Linked DNA regions of Homo sapiens: region 1 is linked to region 2. The links are chromatin loops, found by intact Hi-C in ENCODE. Cell type or tissue: dorsolateral prefrontal cortex. All regions are shown on one strand. Links, peaks and the distances in the headings refer to the core of each region. The heading gives the core; the rest is flanking DNA.

Evidence for each region. Hi-C counts contacts between places; a loop is a spot of excess contacts. Peaks named below come from ENCODE experiments on the same cell type or tissue, not always from the same donor. Only the 100,000 strongest peaks of a DNase experiment are listed, where the experiment ranks them.
Region 1: a loop joins it to region 2, with 3 times the contacts of the local background. A loop is called at or near these places in 6 of 110 quality-filtered maps.

What each region holds. Positions count from the first base shown.
Region 1 is chr5:10,853,351-10,860,885 of GRCh38, reverse strand. No RefSeq gene overlaps it. Among named protein-coding and RNA genes, the nearest start is that of CTD-2154B17.1, 70 kb to the right of the region's middle. In dorsolateral prefrontal cortex, for the core only: CTCF peaks have their summits at 3,487 and 3,690 (motif pointing left); DNase peaks (open chromatin) are centred at 3,254 and 3,655; H3K4me3 peaks cover 1,097 bases; H3K27ac peaks cover 1,124 bases.
Region 2 is chr5:11,491,642-11,499,176 of GRCh38, reverse strand. The region is part of intron 3 of CTNND2 (catenin delta 2); the gene reads left to right. Among named protein-coding and RNA genes, the nearest start is that of CTNND2, 410 kb to the left of the region's middle. In dorsolateral prefrontal cortex, for the core only: CTCF peaks have their summits at 4,450 and 4,651 (motif pointing right); no DNase peak of the experiment used is centred there; H3K27ac peaks cover 1,417 bases.

The DNA.
Region 1 (7,535 bases), core at 2,132-6,131, 640 kb after region 2:
CAACCAGAGCACCAGAGCCTGTGGCAGCCCCACAGTGGTGGCAGCAAAATGAGAGGCACAGAGGGTGTTCACCACAGACAGTGCTGAGTGCAGCAGGGGCAGTACCAGTCACTGTTATTTCAGATTCTCAGTCACAGCTAAATCTACACCACACTATCAGAAAGGAGAGACAGCAGATCTTAATAATTCTTTTCCCCTTTGGGGCTCTAGTGCAGGGATCATCCAATGTTTCTGTAGAGGGCCAGGCAGCAAACATTTTAGGTTTCAAGGGCCTTACAGTCTCTGCTGCAATTGCTCAGCTCTGAGATTCTCCTGCAAGGGCAGTCATAGGCAACGTGCAAATGACTGGCCACAGTGGTTGCTACGATTCAAACGTGTCTCCTCCAAAATTCAGGTGTTGCCAATGTGAAGGAATTCAGAGGTGAGGCCTTTAAGAGATGATTAGGCTATGGGGGCTCCTCCCCCTTAGGTGGGATTAAGACCCTCATAAAAGAAGCTTCCGGCAGCATTTGGCCAGCTTACACTTCTGCAAGGGGAGCCGGGTGAGGACACGGCCTTTGTTCCTCTTGCCCTTCCACCTTGCAACACGGGACACTCAACGAGAAGTCCATCACCAGACACCAGATGCAGGCACGTTCATCTTGGACTCCCCAGCCTCCAGAACGGTGAGAAATACATTTCTATTCTTTATACATTACCTAGTCCCCGTTATTTTGTTCTTGCAGCACACACGAGTGGACTAAAATAGCTGTGTTCCAACACAACTTTACTCACAAAAACAGGCAGTGTTCTGCATTCGACCTATGGGCCAAAAGTCGCTGACCTCGGCTCCAGGACATTCCTCTAACTCATTTACACTGGTGTTGATTCAGGGCACTGAAGATAATGCGGATTTGTTCTACGTGCTCTGACTAACCCGTAATAAAAGTCTTATTTGAGTTGGTGGCGGTAGAGCCGGCCCTGGGGCCGTGGGTCAGAGCAAGCTTAAACACAAACTGCTTTCATCCTGGTGAGCTGCCCATACAACTCCCCATTTTAAATCTTGCCCTGGGCACTCCATTATATATCAGATATAATTAGTATAGTGAAAACATTATCAGAAATCCGCTACATCTTAGTTTTGGTGATTTTAGCCTTATTCAAGCCAATCCAAAGCAACCGTGAAACTTTGGAACCTTGTGAAAATATCAGCTCACGGCTCCACTAAAGGCACATGCAACAGCATAGGCTGGCAGTTAGCCAACAGTGACCCACAGATCAAATCTGGCCTGTTTTTGTAAATAAAGCTTTATTGAAACCCAGCACGTTCATTCATTCACACAGTGCCCATTCCTGCTTGTATACTACATTGGCAGAGTTGGATAGCTGCAGCAGAGACCATATGGCCAGCAAAACCCAAAATATTTACTCTCTGGCCCTTTGCAGAAGCAGCTTGCTGAAGCCAGGCCTAGGCAATTGTCAGGCTGGGAGCCAGTCTTGCCAGCAATGCCAGCCCCGCTGTCCGTGCCCACCACCCTGGGATCCCAGTCTGCAGACCCCTCATAGTCATTCATGTGGGAAACCACGGCCAGCCCCTCAATTCTCTTCCTCAAAGAGTCAACTACCCATGCATCCAACCCTCAGAGAGAGCCCACCAGGTGTCCCCAGAGGACCCCACTAAATAAAACTTTCCTTCTTGTGCTACTCGGCACTGTGTATGCATCTGGGCATTTTCTGGAATATTGTTTGCTCGCTATAAGAGCAGCAATGCATGACTGGGGACCTATTGAGACGCACAAAGATGAAAAGTTCCTCTCCAGAGAGGCTATGGAGGAATTAGACTCCTGTTGCTTACACTACGGCAGGGGATGCGCGTGGCATGCTGACATGTGTTTTCTGTGCGGCTCAAGTGAGTCTCGGCACCTCCAGGGTTTAGTGAGATGGCCCATCTGGGGTCTCTCTGCCTGAAAAATGGAAAAGCTCTAGAAAAAGCACTCCCACTCACAGAAGAGAGGCCAGGGAGCAAAAGTAGGGTTTATGGGTCAGGACGAAAGGGAAGCATGATTTTGTGTGAAGATGGTCTCTGTAATTCGGTGTCCTTTAACACAGCCCCCTGTGGACTCATACCTGAGTCCTGGCTGGAGGACTGCAGCAAAAGACAGGTGAAATAGAAATGAGCTGTCTTATCAGAACCTCCATACAACGATGAGAGCATAAGGCAGCAACTCTGAAGGATTTCTGCTGAAAGAGGATGCCAACAACAAGGAAAGAGACAGCCTGCTTAGAGAAGATATTTCCATTGTATAAAACGAGGGATTCACGTCTAGAATAAACAGAGCATCTAAAATTAATAAATCTTTTACAAAAAGTTAGTAGATGGTTTGCAAAAGGGGAAGTGCCAACACCCAACATGCAGAGATGCTAAAAGTCACTAGCAATGAACAGAAAAATATCAGAACGAAAAATTAACATCAGAACAGCACACAGGGGAAGGCAGGCCCCTCCCTGCCGCAGGAGAGGATGTGGGGGAACTGGACACTTGTGTGCTGTTGTTGGGCTATGAGTGCACCCTGGGAAGCAATCTGCAGGACTCTGGGAAGCTAAGTTTGCACACACCCATCACTCAGACCCACTCCCAGGGGCCATGTGGAGATTCTGAGACATGAGTCCAAGGGTCCATGCACAAGGATGCCCATTGAGGATGTAGAGGAAGAGGCCACCTAAGTGGTCGTCACTAGAGAAGTGGCTGCATAGGATGTGGTAGCACCCTCTGGAATACATATGGGTAGGAAGAGGCAGCGGGCTGGATGAATGGATCGTGCCAGGGATAGAGCCCAGACAGACGGTGCTTAAGGGAAGAGTGTGGGTGCCCAGGATATCATTCCAGTAGGCATCCACAGTCCATGGGGGGCTGTGTTAAGCACACACGGGCACAAGTGCACACACACAAGTCTACACATTCTACACAGATCCCATCTTCATGCAAGTCCCCAGAGACACAGTCTGAGATGGGATTTGGGTGTGTGTGATGCGCTAAGGGAAGCTTCCAGGAGAACGGAGGTAAGGGAGGGACCCAGAATAGTGCGAGGCTGCAGCTCAGCGAGAACAAGGGTTTGGAGAAAGTCTAGAAAGATCCCCTGGAGCTCTGACGCATCCCAGCTTGGACTTCGCCTTGAGGTAAGGGGACTGGCCTTTTGTCCCCTCTATCAGACAAGCACTGGCTTGGGGACTCCCCCGCACCCAGCGGTGTGCAAAGTCTCAGCCTGGCAGCTCCCTTCAGCAAGAGCGGCCGTCACCATCCCCAGCCCCCGCAGCTGTGAGCTGTCTGCAGCCAACGCTCAGGGCTGCAGAGTGTCAGGTTCACCACCTGGCAAGGGGGTCCAGGTGGGGCTCCATTCCCATCTCCCGCAGGTACAAACACTTGTTGAATATGTTCGAGTAGGTACCAATGGAGGATGGGGACATGGAGAGGGGGCTGCAAGGAAGGACAAAACTACAGAAAAGGTAGCGGTAGCAGCATCTCAGAGGGCTAATGGGGATGTGCCAGGGACAGGAATGCGATTAAGTCGACCCTGAACCTAAGCCCCTCCTTTGTAACTTGTACAAAAGAGGAAGGCACACACAGGGACGGACCCCGGAGCTTGCAGCGTGTCCGGGAATCTGATAGAAACGAGGATGGACCCCCGCCCCCTGCTGGCAGGCAGCGCAGCGCACTTTGCAGGCGGCGAAGAGGCAGTGGCTCTGGCACTGGTTTGTTTGTGAACAAAGAATCCAAAGAATTCAAATCCCCTTTCTGCAAAGTAGAGTAACTATAGCCACAAAACAACTGATCACAGAGGTGAATAGAACCACAAAGCAGGGAGAATTCTAAGCTTCCCTCTGTGTCATCGGCAGGGCAAAGGCAGAGGGAGATGAAACACAGGCACAGCGGCTGCGCTGCAGGAGAGGAAGGCTGGAAACAGCAAACCCCAAATTTTCGGGAACCACAAATGAGTCTAGGGCTCTCATACAAAAATAGATTGCTGCACAACAGAGGGAAGAATTCAAATAGAGACGACTCACATGTGTGTGTCAGGGTGGGGCTATCTCAGCTTTTGTGTGGGAAGCCACTGCAGCTGGTGGTGGCTCTGCCTTGCCCAAGTAAAGCAGAAAGCACTCAGCAAGCCTGGGGCCACACATGCACGTGCTCTGGTGCATGTATGCAGGCACACATATGTACATGACTGCATATGCACACATACATGCAGTGACAGGTGCAGGCGCACACATACATGCAGTGACAGGTGCAGGCACACACATGTGAGAATTTTCTTCTCTTAGTCAAGCTTTGCCTCTTCTGCCTAATGGAATGGCTTTTGGGACCCCTCCATCTCAAAAAGATCTCGAGATAAACAATTCCTTAGGCTTCTACCCACAACTGTTCACTCCTAAGAGCTTAGACACAGGCCAGGGGACTGGGCCCAGGAATCCACCTTTGAAAACACCACAACAGATTCTTCATCTCCTACCAACTCCCAACCCTGCACACACACTCCTTACATTCTCTGCCCAGCCTCAAAAATCCCACATGCAAACAAATGTCTGTGGACCTCTGGTGTGCTTGTCCTCTCGGTCACCAGGCCTGCCCCGACCCGACAAGATCCCATTAATCCACAGAGCTTAGGCCAGTAAGTCTCAAAATGCAGCAGCAGCACCTGGGAGCTGATTAGAAATGCCAGTTCTCGGGACCAGACTCTTCTGGAGTTAGGCCCAGGAAGAGGCGTTTAAATAAGCTCTCCACATGCACATTAAAGATTAAGAATCCCTGCCTTAGGCCACACCTTACCCAGCAAAGGAGAGGGCCACTAAGCACATAGGCCCTACCCTCAGGGAGTTCCAATCTGATGGTGATAGGTCAGCTTCGCTAGAGGCCAAACCTGAGCCAGGCCTCGGAGGCACAGAGAGGATGGAGCACTGTACCCACTGGAAGGGAGGGGGTAGCCAGGACCCTCAGCCTGACCCCACAGAGAGCTCAGGAACAAGGAACTGCACCCCATTTGCACAAGGAGAGCAGCCTTTGTCCCATGCCAACCAGTCATTGACTGTGGGCTGCCCACCCCACTAGGGGTGCTGTGAAGCCTCCTGGGTGAGGCAGCTCTTGTTCCACAGGGGAAACTTCTTAAAGAGGACAGCCGTCTGAGCTGTCAGCAGCCCAGACTCACAACAGCTGGGGACACCAGCCCAGGAAAGGGGACCTAGGAGGGGTCCACTCTCTATTTAGCAGCCTCTGGATCCCTGCAATGTCTCAAGCCTTTAGAGTGTCTGAACCTAGGACTGAGTGCAGAGAAATGGGTCATGATTGAGGTTCCTGAGTGTTTCCTAGGGCTGCTGGAACAAAGTCGCACTAAAGAAGCAAACATTTCTGTTTAAAACAAGAGAAACCTATTCTCTGTTAGTTCTGGAGGTCAGAAGTCCAAAGTCAAAGTGTCAGCAGAGCCACACTCCTCCAAAGTCCCCAGGGAAGGATCCTCCCTGCTTCTTCCAGCTCCTGGCAGCTCCCAGCAGTCCCTGGTGTCCCTTGGCCGGTAGATGCCTCACTGCCAGCTCTGCCTCCATCATTGTGTGGCTTTCTCCCTGTGAGTCTGGGTCTCTGTGTGTCCTCTCCTTTTTTTATAAGGACACCAGTCATTAAGTTCAGGCAACACCCTAATCCAGCAAGATCTCATCTTGATCCTTAACTAATCACATCTGCAAAGACCGTTTCCAAACAAGGTCACATTCACTGCCACCAGGGGCTAGAATTTCAACACATCTTTATGGCAGACCATTCAACTCACAGCACTGAGGATGAGTTAGGAGTCCCACAGGGGCCACCACAGCCTAGGCCAACACTGCAGGGAACTCAGTGTTGGTTTATTGACAAGAAGCTACTGAAATAAAACACTGAGGCCAACTTTCAGAGGCTAAAAGAACAATGACCACCTGGGGCCAACTGGCCTTAAAAAAAGGATAGTTAAGCTGGAAGGGACAGTTCCTTCTACTAGCTGCACTTCTCAGTAGCGCTGGTGGAGTTTGGCTCCACAAAGGTGTCAAGCAACCTGCAAACCCCACAGCAATGGCCATCCCACATGGGGAGCAAGACTGGAGGCGCTTCTGTGGTTGGAGGAGTAGCTGTGGCTCACTGAGCCAGATCCTGTTGTGAAATAGTACCAAGTGGCTTTCCTTCTCTGGAACTCTTTTCCTTGTCTCTGCCCTGCAGTGCTTCCTCCACTAAAGCAAAACCGCAAGTCTGAGGCCTGTGGCAGCAGGGAAGAGCTGACCCAATGAGGAAGCCAGTACATGTATTTAAACTCTGGAACTTGGACCTTTGGAGTGAATTTCTGGCAATTGAGACATGGTCTTAATTGGTCTTGGAGGCATGGTCTTAAAGACCATGATTTTCATTTATAAAATCCAGACAGGTGAGAGGAAAAAGATCTTTTGTTGTATTTCAAGAAACATCAAGAGCCAGCCAGGAGGGTCCCAGAGCAAAGAGCTCAACAAACCACGGCACATGGTGAGGACAATAGCCCTCCTGGGTGGGAGCTGCAGATCTCACAGGAGGGAAGCAAGCAAGGTGAGAGGAGGGGGAGGCCTGCACCCTCCCTTGAGATCACACCCAGCAGGTTTGAGGGCTTGAGGGTCCAAGAGCAGAACTGATTTTCCTGAATATCCAGGAGGAAGCTGCCTCCTGAGCCACATATGGTGGTGTATTATATTAGGCAGGCCCTCCAGAGAAACAGATAGGGGATATACACACACAGAGATGACTGACAGATAGATAGATAGATAGATAGATAGATAGATAGATAGATAGATAGATAGATAGATAGATAGATAATACAGTATTGACTCATTCAATCGTGGAGACTGAGAAGTCCCATTATATGCCACCTACAGCTAGAGACCCAGGAGTCAATGGTATAGGTCAAGGCCTGAGAAGCGCAGAGCTGGTGCTGTGATTTCCATTTCAAGTCTGAAGGCTGAGAACCACGAGTGCTGAGGATGGAAGATCAAAGTCCCAGTTCAAGCAGTCAGAAGAAGACACAGAGAAAGAACCCTCCCTTCCTCTACCTTTTTATTCTACTCAGGCCTGCAACAGATTGGGTGGCCTGCACCCACATTGGAGAGGGCCATCTGCTTGACTCAGTCCACCAATTCAGATGCTAATCTCTTCCGGAAACACCCTCACAGACTGTGGAGAAAGAATGTTTGGTGAGATATCTGGACGTCCCTTGGCCCAATCAAGTTGCCACATAAAATTAACCATCACAGTTGGTTCCTATAATGCAGAAATGGGAGCAGAGATGATTCAGGCAGACAGGATGCCGAGAGGACCCATCCTCCCAACACCCTCACTCCTGCAGGATGTGGAAACCCAGAAGTCCCCAAACGTTGGATTCGAATGCCAAAGGGAGCTGAGAATTGAGGGCTGGTGTGCCTGGTAGGGAGGTGACCATGATGTAAGGCCAGGGACTATGTGGGCAGCCCAAACTAGGAACTAGACAAAGTCATGGCTGAATCTGCAGAAGCTGAGC
Region 2 (7,535 bases), core at 2,244-6,243:
TCATAGGCTTTACTAGATTTTCAAAGGTGTTTATTCCCTCAAAACTTGAGATATAGTAGAATACAGGAGTTCTGAAGCCTCTTTAGCTGGAAAATTCTATAAACCTATGTATCTAAGAACAAGAAATTTAATTGTCCTATTTTTAAAACACCCTGCACAGAAGAAAGGATTCCAGATCTCATGAAGTCTGCATTTTAATGTGTTCAAATTCTTAGGAGATGAGAATGTTCAAAAGCCATCAAATACATTTAAAAAAAAACACACATCCAGATCTTAGACTGCTTGAGCCACTTATACAGTGACCGAATATATCAATGCAATTTTCTTTCTCTTAGATGACCTTCATTGTCGTCCCAGAGTCTATGTAGAAAACCTCACTGTTAAAAGATATGCTTTAAAAAATTTGTTTTAAGTAAAGGAAAAAAACCCTTAAGAATTGGGAAGCATTTTTGCAATATAAAAATTATCTAGCTATACGCGAAGGGCCAAAGCAGCAGCTTTAACTGCCAGCATTTTATTGGCTGTATGGAAGGGAAGCTGCTAGAAAAGATGGGAGCATCCATAAGCTGAAAACTGAGCTCATGGATATGGCAGCTAGTTAATGAAGGTCTTTTTTGCCATCATGTTTTGCTTGTACCCTACATTGTTGTAAGTGAAATAATTTTGCAGAACATTGAAAATATTCTGAATAATTGTTTTATGAGGAAGTCTAGAGTGGTGTCATTGGTATTAGCAGCCTGGTTTTCATTCAATTAAAAGGTCATGGCCTAACAAGCCATCTTTTAGTAGTGTTAGAGTTCATGATCAAGGTTCCCATGCTGCACTGACTCCTAATCATCATTTTCCTGTTGTTTTGTCGAACTTGGTGATGAGCTGGGCAGAGTTGATATGTGTGTGTGCTTGTTTGCAAATGCATATGTGTATGTGTGTTTGAGGGGGTGGGGGAGAGTGATGGCTAGTTTTAATGTTAAAATTTTTCTTTAGTCTGTTATTGTGGCAGTAAAATTGGGCAACAAACCACCCCAAAACTCAGGGGCCTTGAATGCCAGGCACTTATTTGCACACTCACAATCATGCACATTGTGCCTGACCTCCAATTTGCCAGTTCTTGGCTGGGGAGTCCTGATTTCAGGCACTTCATTCACTGGGTTTGACTCTACTTTGCAGACAGGGTTCAGGCCCCTTTGATGTGCAGTTGTTCTGGGCCCAGGGTAAAGGAGCATGTGCTGCCTGGCTAGAAAATCTGATGCCTCATGTCACATCCTCTCACATCCCATTGGCTGAATCACATTACCTGGCAAAGTCCATAGTCAGTGGGACACAAAGCCTATTCCATGGCAGTGGGGTGGGGAGGAGTACAGATTTGCTAAATGATAGTACAGTTCATCACAAAACCATTTCCCTACATCATATAATTATCTTCTTAATTTTTCTTGCCCAATTTATGAGTAATTTCTGACTTATACACACTAGATTCGTGGATGATTCACACACACAAGTCAATGTCTAGAAAATAAGCCTCTTATTTCACCTTTGCCTGTGTCTATTAATTCTCCTCTCTCCACTCCCTTATAGTATCCCCAGCAGATATTTCAGTACTTTAAAAGGCCTCATGTTCTTTTGTGCCTCAGGGCCTTTGCACATATTGCCCCCCCCCACCCCCCCGCACATCATTCTTTGCCTCATGGATGTCAACATATCATTCCTGTCTTAGCTGAAGTGCCACTCTCAAAGTGGTCTTCATGACCACCTAATCTAACATAGCCCCCTCTGTGCTCACAGCTCCCTACTCCTTCCTGCAGCACCCATCATAATTTCTATTTGCATCGTTCTTTATGTGGGTAGATTACATCCACCTTTCACATTAGACCTCAAATATTATTGACTCAGAAGTGACATCTTTGTTTCCATTGATATTGGAAATACCTGGTATGGTATTAAAAAAAAAAAGTAGTCACATGAGTGAATCAATATGATTAGAACCCTGGAGGAAGAACTTCCTCTGTTCAAATGGAATGAATTTCTCACTTTAGAGACACACAGACAGACCACATGAGTCTGAGCCCCAGCTCTAGTGGTTGGTCAGACCTTCATTCTTCCTTCATCAAGGGACCTGGCTTTTCTGAGCTTCTGTTTACTAACCCTGTACTCCCTAACTATGACCAAATTTTTGAGGAGATAATGGATGCACAATACCTAGCCCAGTAATATGCCGATATCAGGCAGTCAAAACTCAGGAACTCAGGAGGGGCTGGCTCTCTTTCTTCTCCCAGGTGTGGGGCCCAGTCCCACTCTCACACCATGTCACCAGTCCTGCTTTATGGCTAGTGTAATCCAAATAGTGTTCTTTGATGTTGAAGAACCTTATAAGCAGAACTTGGAACTAACATATACCACTGTTTCTATGGGAAAATGAATTTGGAATTCAAAACAACTGACTGAGTGTAGGGCTTTAGGAATATAATGCATCAATAGATGCAAGTAGATGCAAAATTTGCCAAATTTGTGGCAAATTCCTTTTACTGACAGTAATGAGGGATTCTTTGCCTCCCTGATTATGTAGAACCTTCCCAACTTCACCATGTACATGTGTAATATTTCATACACACTCCTACCTTAGGGTGGAGGGGGACTCCACAGCCCCAAGTGCATTTTCTGATGGAATGCAATATAACCAGTGCTGCTGCCCTGGACACCCCTATTTTCTGCGTCATGTGCATAAAGAGCAGCTCTAATTGGACTAGTCCTGTGAAGAAATCTTACAATAAAACATTGATGACCTAAATGATCTTTAGGATGGAAGCCAAACATGTTCTCAGTGTGACAGTTCTGAATGGTAGCAGAGCTGCACAGCATGTGCTGACAGGCAGTGAGGTTCCAGCCCTGGCCTGGTGCACCTGAAACCACTCATTCCTGACTGTTCTGAGGTCAAGACACAGGCTTTCAATGGGTTCTACTGTTTGTTCATGCCTTACAACAGCAATAGATGAATGCACTTTAGAAATACCCTTGGCAGAGTATTCATGGTGCTATTTTATCCAGGTAAGGAGAGACAAAAGGGAAGGTAATGGGGGGATTGTGTTCACTTGTATTTAGTGTAGCCCGATTCAGAATAAGCATGTTAAAGGATATCAAGTGAGAAAATATGGAAAAGACCTGAGACAGCATGGGGTGAGGAAAGGAGAAGAATTATAACAACATCATAGCAATGACTTGAGGTACTGCCAGATACACAGGTCCTCTTGTGGGAGAAGCATCTTTCGGGCCACTGGGTTGAGGGGTTGTGAAGAAGTCACTGGGGGGAGTGGGAGCAGAGAGGAGCTGGGAAATTGGGCCTAGGTGTCCTCACCCTCCTCAGATGTCAGCAAGAGCTGCTGGAGTCAGAACTTCGGTGATTTTCTGTTGCAAAAGTCACTTAAGAGCTGAACTTCAAGCCTTGTTCTGCCAGAGGCAGGAGAGAGGGAGTGGTGGGAATGCAGAAGTTCAAGAGAAAGAAGAGTCGTTGATGGAAGCCCTGCACTGCCTCCTGGAATGTGAAGATGCCCAGAATAAGCCAAGAGTCCAAAGTCCCCATATGCAGATCTCAAGGGGAAGTGATGGTCTCAGCTTGTATCTGGACTCAAGGGCAGTTCAAGGTTGACGCCAGTACAAAAACTGGATTAAATCTCAGTTGACTTGAGTCCTTTAGAATTAGCCTGTGGCTCACATAGTTAGCTTTGATTCTTTTAGGCTACAGGTGCATTTTGGAAACTGCAAGTTTTTGGTTTTTAGGTTATTAATTTGAATAAATAATTATTTTAAAGGGGATAGAAGAAATACTGTAAATATCAGCAATGCTACTAAATATTCCTCAAGATGAGGTTTTAAAGTGAAGTATTTGGCATTTAGTAAATGATTACTAATCTTTCTATTCATTCCACATATTTCGATAATTAATAAAGGTGACCATTTGACTGAAAAAAGACTTCCAATTTCAAGTCAGAGTCAGTTAAATACAGTTGTTAAAAATCATGAAGCACACTCTTAGTGTAATTATTTATCAGATGACAACTAAAGTAGCCACACTGTGGCAAAATGATTTCGTAAGGGGCTTCTGCTCTTTAAACACTAAGGCAAATTGATTCCTTAGGAAGGAAAGCAATTTTAAAGAACTTGTAAGTCAAGCAGTGAGGAGAAAGTTGACCCCTCCTATATCTAGAGAATGGCATTGGTGAAAGGATATTCACAGATATGAGAAATAATTAATGATGAAATGAAAGATTTGAGTCTGAATGGAATACTGAGAACAGAAAGTATAAGTGATCTTTCGTGGTCTTTTGTTCAATACAATAAAAATTACTTTTTTATTGACTCAATTGGTATCAGAGGCATAGCATTAATATGGCTGACCTCAATAAAGCATGGAACATTTCTCCATTTCTGAAGTGGATCTTTCTACTGCCATACTAACATTTGGAAAAACCACTTCATATCAATTATTCTTTTCTGAAACCTATCAGAAGTATTGGGAGCCATCCAAATAAGAAATACTGACATAATGGAATTGCTTATTATTCTCATATTTTCACAGTCCTTTCATCAAGCATTTCTCATTTTTATTGCAAATTTTCAGAAATGAGCGAATGCTTCAGGGGAGTTCAACCAAAAGGTGGCAGCACCTCTTTGAAAATTATTTGTATTTATTTTATTTCAAATTTTTTTTTCTTTCAAATACCACTCACACACGTTTGGTACTTGAGCCATATTATAATAGGTATTTACAGATGAGAAATCACTCTCTTTTTTTGTAAACAGACGAATGCAGTAAGTGATTGGTAAAACTGAACTTCAAAAAATGTCTGTTACCAATGAAAATTGTCCTTCTCTTTGGCCATGTGAGACCAAAAGGTCCATCATGTTTGATTATATAACAACAAATTGACCCTATCATCAGAGTGAGAAAATGTTCATGAAGTTCACTTAATCTATTAGCAGTGATTGTAATAATTATTCACTAGAAGGTTTAGAAACCTGCTAATCAGGATATTGTGACAACTACTATATTCTTAAGGACCACAAATAGATCTTTTGTTCCTGAGGGATAGATATTGAATTAACAGTCCTTTAAATTTCAATAATTTTCCTTATACCCAAATTCTACCATTTTTTAATAAAAAGATTTTTTAATCACTGTAATATTTGACATCTCTTTAATGTTATGTATCTAAAAATTTATATTTAAGTATTAATTCATAATTCTAAATTATCGCAGCTACAAATCTACAATAATAGTAAATTAACCTTTTTCATATCCTTAACCTTTTTCCTATGTTGAAAATATTTATAGAGAAAATTAGTAAAGCCAAATTCAAAATTTTTCTTAAAAGAATAGCATGTTCTTCTGAAATAAGACATTAAGTAAAACCTCATTGATTCTGATAAAATGAAGTCTGAAGGTTAGAATTCTGCTAAATGGAATTTAACTATTGTTGAATACTGACAGTTAACTGAAATTAATCTAAGTAAGGCAACAGCTCTTGTCAAAGTCTTGCATTGATATATAAATCACAGCCCAGTATACATGACTTCTAGACAATTATATATCTCCATTAAAGCAGCAATATTGTGCTTGCCTGTGTTTTGCTCAGATGTATAGATAAGAAGATGCCATTCTTTATAAGATTACAATACATTTAAACATTAAGTTAATTCAATGGCAGAAGTGTACAGCTCTAAGGAACCTTCAGGATCAATGATTTTCACGTCTGCTTTGATGGAGAATTCCTAGTGAAATCTTTCTCAGAAGTGCAGCCTATAGTTTAACCCAAGAGATGGAGTTTTAGTTGCTTGAAGTTGTGGAGCCTGAAATCTCAGTTCCTTCCCCTGTACCTCAGTTATCCCTGATACTTCAAACTCAGGGATTCTGCAGGTGAGACTGAAAGGTACTGATGGAATCATAACCCCATCCCTTTGCTTTCCACACAGCAGGCCAGGATGTGGTCATTTAAGCAAGGCCACGCAGGTCACTCATTCAAACCCAGTAACTGTAAGAATAATTGCATGAATAAAGATTAATTATTATTATTTTGAGACAGAGTCTCACTCCGTCATCCAGGCTGGAGTGTAATGGCAGGATCTGGGCTCACTGCAGCTCTGTCATCCAGGCTGGAGTGTAGTGGCGCAATCTTCCCTCTGCTTCCCAGGTTCAAGCAATTCTCCTGCCTCAGCCTCCTGAGTATCTGGGATTACAGGCACCCACAACCCTACCTAGCTAATTTTTATATTTTTAAGTAGAGACAGGGTTTCACCATGTTGGCCATACTGGTCTTACTCTCCTAGCCTCAAGTGATCTGCCCCCCTCAGCATCCCAAAGTGCTGGGATTACAGGCGTGAGCCACCACACCCAGCCTTTTCTTAATATTTATATGAAGAATAATTGCATGAATAAATATAGGTATGTATATATCTATTAATGAATATATATTTTTATTAATGATAGATATATCTTTATTAATGAAAGATGTATATACCTCTTAGTGAATAAAGACATATATATCTATTAATATGTATAGAAATTTTTATTTTACTACTTTGTATTAGTTTATTTCTTTTTCATGGAATAATGGCTGATAGGAGAAAGAAAGTCCAGATACACACACATACACACACACACACACACACACACACACACATATATATATATATAGCTGTAGAAAGAGATATCTGAAAATCATTCACAGAAAGCATATATATAGACATATGTACAGATATCTACATATGCATTTTCTGATATTTACACATACTTACAAATATGTGTAAGACACACCCACACTACTGAATAAAACCTTCCTTGTACCAAGACCTCAGGAAATGAAGAATGTTGCCCATCTTGTAAAGGCGAGAACACCAGTCTAAAAGCTCCTTTGCCACAGGGTAGTAACCATGGATTGATGCTTTCACCTTTTCTGAGAACATGCCAGTAAAATGCCGTTTACCTGCCCCATGTGGTAGTTGCAGAGTTCATGTGAAGCCACATGGGCATGTGTGGTTTATTAGCATCATAAAGCGATATATGGGATGTGTGCATGGTAGTATTCTGTGTTATGAGCTTTGAATGCTATACCCGGTTTCCATCTCACACTTAAAGATTACCCAGCAGCTTATTTTATGATTCCTCACATTGCAAAGGTTATGATGATTTTTGACAGCTGTCCTTGTTCTTCTTGAAAATATTTTTGCTAAGCAAGTTTTCATGCATGAAATAGCAGTGTTTTGGTGACAGCAGAGTGTCTAGAGAGAACCAAATGTTCAATGGTAACTAGAATGCGTCACAAGTAGTTGCTGAGTCACTGGATTCTGTCTCAGATATGTTATTTAAAACATTGACTGGGTATCGGCTTAGAAATCAGAATTGTCACTTTAGCATCTCTCCATTTTGGCATCAATAACTGCTTCAAGGGTCCCACTCACCGACGAGGAACCAGAGCACTTGCAAAGAGGAGATGTAACTGTGATGACGGGCATGAGCCTTCAGTCATTCCAGAACTTCCTTTGTA